2 separate regions of the Homo sapiens genome follow, and region 2 is linked to region 1. The links are chromatin contacts, found by Hi-C or POLR2A ChIA-PET in ENCODE. All regions are on one chromosome and are shown on one strand. Each heading gives the region's core, a stretch centred on a gene start or an enhancer-like site at or near the end of the contact. The rest is flanking DNA. Distances are from core to core; before and after follow the strand shown. Region 1 overlaps LINC01104 (long intergenic non-protein coding RNA 1104). Region 2 overlaps AFF3 (ALF transcription elongation factor 3).

Region 1 (2,700 bases), core at 116-2,615:
GTGCCCGTTAGAGCTGGCGTATACTTCTGTTCTCCAGTGTCTGAGGACATGGAGGACCCATTTCCTCATTTTCCCCCTTGTGGTTGGATGGGATCATGCACCCAGTTCTCGTTGAGACCAAGATGCTGAGGTTACCGTTTTCTTTGTGGGACCAAAAAAAGAGCTCTAATTCGGCTTGAAACGTGTGTGTTTGTGCGTGCGTGTGAGAGAGGGCAGGTGCGTAATGGAGAGTGTGTCGGTGTTCCATGTGTGAGAGTGTGTAGGTGAGTGTGTGTGTGTGAAGAGATGTGTGTGATAGTGGTGTGTGAACTTGGGAGTGTGTGTCTGTGGTGCATAACTGTGTGTGTGTGTATGTGCAAATGTGAGTGTGTATGTGTGTTAATGTGTGTATGTGTGTGTGACTAAGGCGTGTGAGTGTGGTGTGTGAGCTTGGGCGTGCGGGTGTTGAAATGTGTGTGAGTGTGTACACGTGTGTGAGCACAACAGTGTGTGAGTTTGGGGTGGGCACAGGCCACAGCTAGTCTCTCTTGGGGCGTTAGATCTCTGCAACCCAAGCACCCCAAGTCGCTCTCCTTCCTCACTCCATCCTGAGCTTCCCAGCTGCTGCCTCTGCTCCGAACTCCCACGGGGAAAGCAGCGTCTCTAGGACCAGGGGCTCCGAGCATGGCACAGCGCCAACTCTCGTCTCTTGCCGCCTCCTGAGAACCTGGGTGCAGCACAAAACAGTCAAATATTTTCCTCTTCTGTCATCACTAACTAGAGCTCCACAAGTTCCCAGATTGCCGTGTTAGCTCTTCACCATAATTAGCAGTTTTCTGATATCATGCTAACACTCCTTAATTCTTCCCTCAGAGACAAAGCAAATCCGTGGGATGCCGAGGGCACTTGGATAACTTCCGCTCGGGAGAGAAGCCCAAACTCCGCGTCCCGGAGACCTGAAGTGTGGCCGCCAGTGGACACCCAGCTGAGGGATGAGCAGGTGGGCCTCAGTGGTGGCTGTGGGGTCCCTGGACACTGCTCGCCACTGGCCTCCAGAAGCATTGTAGGCTTTGGGGACCTGCTGGTCCTCCGGCCCTAAATGTGGCCCTGGAATGATGAAGGAAAGTTTGCCATCTCCATCCTCCTCAAGCTGCCTGAGCACCCCAGTAGCACCCACCCTGTCTGTGCTCCCGTCTGCACCCCATGTCCTGGGGCCTGCTTTGTGTTGCACCGGATGACAGGAACCAGTGCCCTGACTGTGACTTGCTTCTCCCTTCAGGGACACACAAGCACTTTCACAGCAAGGCTACTTTTCAGCCCTTCTGCAGACAGGGCTTCCTGCAGGGATGCTGGATGCAGAGGCAGGACGAGGATGCAGGGCCTGGGTCCAGGTGCGACTCCTCTCACACCTGGTACAGGTGGCCCCTCTCCCGGCAGGGCACCTCGGCTCCCTGGGGAGAATGAGAAAGGGGAACTGAGAGTTCATTGTTCCGTGGGGCATGCCACAAACCCCCAAAGACCCATCGGGTGAAAAGAAGAAAAACAACCGCAAAGCTATTTTCACCTGAGGCGGTCTCATGGGTGAAGCAGACGCCTGGATTACTCAATCCAGGCAGGGTCTCCTGCCTGGATTACTCAAATAATGACCCGGTGTGTCCTCCTTCCACCAGTGAGAAAGTCCCTTCTCAGTGGAAAATTATGGGTTGAGGTCTTTTACCTGGGGCCTCCTCTTTTTGTTTAAGATGGTAGTTTAAAAAAAACAGTTTTTTTTTTAGAGAAGTGTTTGTTTCCAGCAAACTTGAGAGGAAAGTACAGAGGTTTCCCACGTCCCCCCTGCCCAAGCACATGCACAGCCTCCCCAACTACTCACATCCCCCATCGGTTATCCATTTGTGACAACTGATGAACCCCCATGGGCACATGATCATCACCCAAAGCCCAGTGTTAGCATTAGGGTTCATTCTTGGTGTTGTACATTCTATGGGTGTGGAGAGCAGGTAATGACATGCGTCCACCATTTTAACAGAATAGTTTGCCCGCCCTAAAATTTCCCATGCTCCTCCTGTTCATCTGTCCTTTCCTCCAATCCCAGGCAACCACTGATCTTTTTACTGTCATCATGGTTTTGTCCTTCCCATAATGCCACATAATTGGAAGCATTTACATTTCCTCCATTTCACTTCATAGCTTGGTACCTCAGTTGTTTTTAGTGCTGAATAATATTCCATTGTCTGGAGATATCCTTATTTATTTATTTATTTTGATGCAGTCCCAGTCTGTCGCCCAGGCTGGAGTGCAGTGGCGGGATCTCAGCTCACTGCAACCACCACCTTCCATGCTCAAGCTATTCTCCTGACTCAGCCTCCTGAGTAGCTGGGATTACAGGTGCCCATCAACACGCCTGGCTAATTTTTGTATTTTCAGTAGAGATGGGATTTCACCGTGTTGGCCAGGCTGGTCTTGAACTCCTGACCTCAAGTGATTCGCCTGCCTTGGCCTCTCAAACTGACCTCAAGTGATTTGCCCACCTCGGCCTCCCAAAGGGCTGGGATTACAGGCGTGAGCCACCATGCCCGGCCGGCATGTATCAGTTTATTTATCCCTTCACCTGCTGAAGGACATCTTGGTTACTTCCAAGTTTTGGCAATGATAAACACGGCTGCTATAAACATGTGTGCTCAGGTATCTGTGCAGACATTAGTTTTCGGTTCATCTGCACAA
Region 2 (2,700 bases), core at 48-2,547, 390 kb before region 1:
GGTTAGTCAGGTATTTTCCATATAGAAACCACACTCTCCGTTCCTCAAAGTGTTGTCCTTGCACTTTTAACTTTTTAAACTTATTAACAAATTTTTATATTAAAATATTTAATTGTGGCTGGGCACAGTGGCTTACACCTGAAATCTCAGCACTCTGGGAGGCTGAGGCGGGAGGATCACCTGAGGTCAGGAATTAAAGACCAGCCTGGTCAACATGGTGAAACCCTGTCTCTACTAAAAATACAAAAATTAGCAGCTGGGCATGGTGCTCATGCCTGTAATCCCAGCACTCTGGGAGGCCGAGGTGGGCAGATCACGAGGTCAGGAGATTGAGACCATCCTGGCTAACATGGTGAAACCCCGTCTCTACTAAAAATACAAAAAAACTAGCCAGGGGTGGTGGCGGGTGCCTGTAGCCCCAGCTACTTAGGAGGCTGAGGCAGGAGAATAGGGTGAACCTGGGAGGCAGAGCTTGCAGTGAGCCGAGATGGTGCCACTGCACTCCAGCCAGGGCGACAGAGTGAGACTCTGTCTCAAAAAACAAAAAACAAACAAAAAAATTAGCCAGGCGTGGTGGTGTGCGCCTGTAATCCTAGCTACTCAGGAGGCTGAGGTAGGAGAATGGCTTGAACCCAGGAGGTAGAGGTTACAGTAAGCTGAGACCACATCATTGCCTAGCCTGGGCAACAAGAGTAAAACTCCGTCTCAAGAAAAAAAAAAAAATTAAATTGACAGATAAAAGTAGTGTATATAATTCAAGGTATACAATGTGATCACCTGACATATGTATATATTGTGTAAAGATGATCACAATAAAATTAACGTGTCTGTCACTACCCATAGTTATCATGTTCTGTGAGTTTGTATACATGTACAGTTAAGACACTTAAAATCTGCTCTCTCATCAAATTTCAAGTAAGCAGTGCAGCATTATGAATAGTCACCATGCTGTACACTAGGTCCCCAGAACGTATCCATCTTATAACTGAAAGTTTGTACCCTTAACCAACAGCTCCCCCTTTGAATTTAGTGATTCTCTCCTTTGTGGAGAGAATCAGAGGGCTTCAGATGGAAGTGACTCACAAATCCAAATTCTTTAGGTTTCTTATGGAAAGAAATCATACTGGTAACAGACCAGATTTTCAGCAATGTTGCCAGTTAAATGATGGGTTTTGGTCAACAGCTCCAAAATTGATGTTGCCACTGACTCTGTTTCATGTGCAGCTTCCAACATTGCCAATTCAAAAGATATGTTGATCCTTTCAATGTAAGAACTCATGCAAACTTACATGTAGGCTCTTTCTATGGTAATACGATATGGGGAGTAGAGAAGTGGCCAAGAACAAGGGCTTTAGAGCCAAACTACCTGGATTTGATCCTGGTCACTCTCTGTGTTTCAGTTTCCCCCACTACATAAATGAGGGTAATAACCTACCACACAGACCTGTGTATAAGATGGGTTATACACTTAAAATAAATGGTTAAATAATGTCTCATGCACTAGAAGAGGCCAAGACTTGAAAGTTGTTATCATTCTTCTGAAATTCTGGAGTGTATTCTTGGCACTGTTATAAAGCTTTGGTTGAGCTGCTCTGTACTTAACCACTTCCTCTTTTTGTTTTCTTATCTTGAAACGCATCATACATAACAAAAGAATGGACATAATTAATGTATATGTACCTTGTAGAGAATAACAGTAAAATAAATATTTGTGTACCCAAACAGCGTAAGGTACAAAGTTATAACAATAAATGTCCAGAGCCACTGTGCTCTTCAATTATCTCATCAAACCCCCTTCACCATCCTAATTGGTGTTTTTGTCATTCTTTTGCTTTTCTTTATAGTTTTACTATATATTTGTTCATCACTATTTTTAAAGAAACTTTGCAAGTTGCTCAAAAATTCTCTTATGGCCTATTTTCTTGTTTACACTCCCCATCTGCCACCTTTTTTAGGCTTCCCTGCTCTCCTCAACCAGGGAACTGCTGCAGATTTAGAAAGATGTTTTAGTCTCCACATTGGCCAAACTGCTTTTCTTCACTGATTAGTTTTTGAAGTCTTCCCCCACACTTCCCCCACCCTTCCCCAAGACCTCATCATTGTGATCCTGGGTAGCTAATGATAAATGATTTTAAAGTTTCCAGGTTTTCTTTTAATATCTATACTTCCTATTTTTTTTCCTAAAAGCTGAATTTTACTGCATTTTCTCTTAAATCTGTCAAAACACGGGGTAGAGTTCTCTGGTTTTGCTGAATTCACTGGAATGGTCCAGCTTCCGGCCAGGGACTGTCCTCTGCAGCACACTATTTCATCCATAGATAATGTCCGGGGTGTTTTCTACTTACTGGGGCCAAAATGTGCTGAACTTTTTGGGTTCTGAGTTTCATGTTTCAGAAACAATCATATGACCTACGTACATGCCTTACTCCAGCCAAGAGGACTTTTCTCAAACCCTGGATCACTAAAATTCCATTTTCACAGCCTTATCTAATTTTTCAGGTGCATTTACAGATAATGCCCCACATCACTAGGTCTGGCCCAGTGCCCCACGGTGTGGTCCTGATGTTGGCCCAAATTACTGAGGAAAGGGAATTTCCACATTCCTAGCTTGTTCCTTTATGCTCTTCATCCTGTGTAAGAACCAGTGTAAAACAATATTTTACAAACATAAAAGGGACCTTTGAAACTTATTTGATGTGT

What was found. Hi-C counts contacts between places; a loop is a spot of excess contacts on that map. ChIA-PET counts read pairs that join two places held with the same protein, here RNA polymerase II (POLR2A). Pooled maps may share reads with other maps.
Region 2: a loop to region 1 is called in a map of OCI-LY7, with 5 times the contacts of the local background. The contact joins two enhancer-like sites. A Hi-C loop is called at or near these places in 2 of 168 maps with a recorded cell type or tissue (B cell and OCI-LY7), 1 of 37 single-sample maps with no recorded cell type and 5 of 50 pooled maps. POLR2A ChIA-PET finds 5 or more read pairs at or near these places in 1 of 52 experiments (OCI-LY7).

The regions. Positions count from the first base shown.
Region 1 is chr2:100,246,260-100,248,959 of GRCh38, forward strand. It overlaps LINC01104 (long intergenic non-protein coding RNA 1104), which reads left to right. Exons shown (of 3, transcript NR_103730.1): 2 at 853-979. Among named protein-coding and RNA genes, the nearest start is that of LINC01104, 39 kb to the left of the region's middle. RefSeq lists enhancers at 1,671-1,780, 2,652-2,700. Within about 2 kb of position 1,366, at least 2 of the 41 ENCODE cell types and tissues checked have a DNase peak (open chromatin) inside an H3K27ac peak, as active enhancers do; they include OCI-LY7, where a contact is called at or near this core.
Region 2 is chr2:99,860,019-99,862,718 of GRCh38, forward strand. All of the region lies in intron 7 of AFF3 (ALF transcription elongation factor 3), which reads right to left. Among named protein-coding and RNA genes, the nearest start is that of AFF3, 280 kb to the right of the region's middle. Within about 2 kb of position 1,298, at least 3 of the 41 ENCODE cell types and tissues checked have a DNase peak (open chromatin) inside an H3K27ac peak, as active enhancers do; they include OCI-LY7, where a contact is called at or near this core.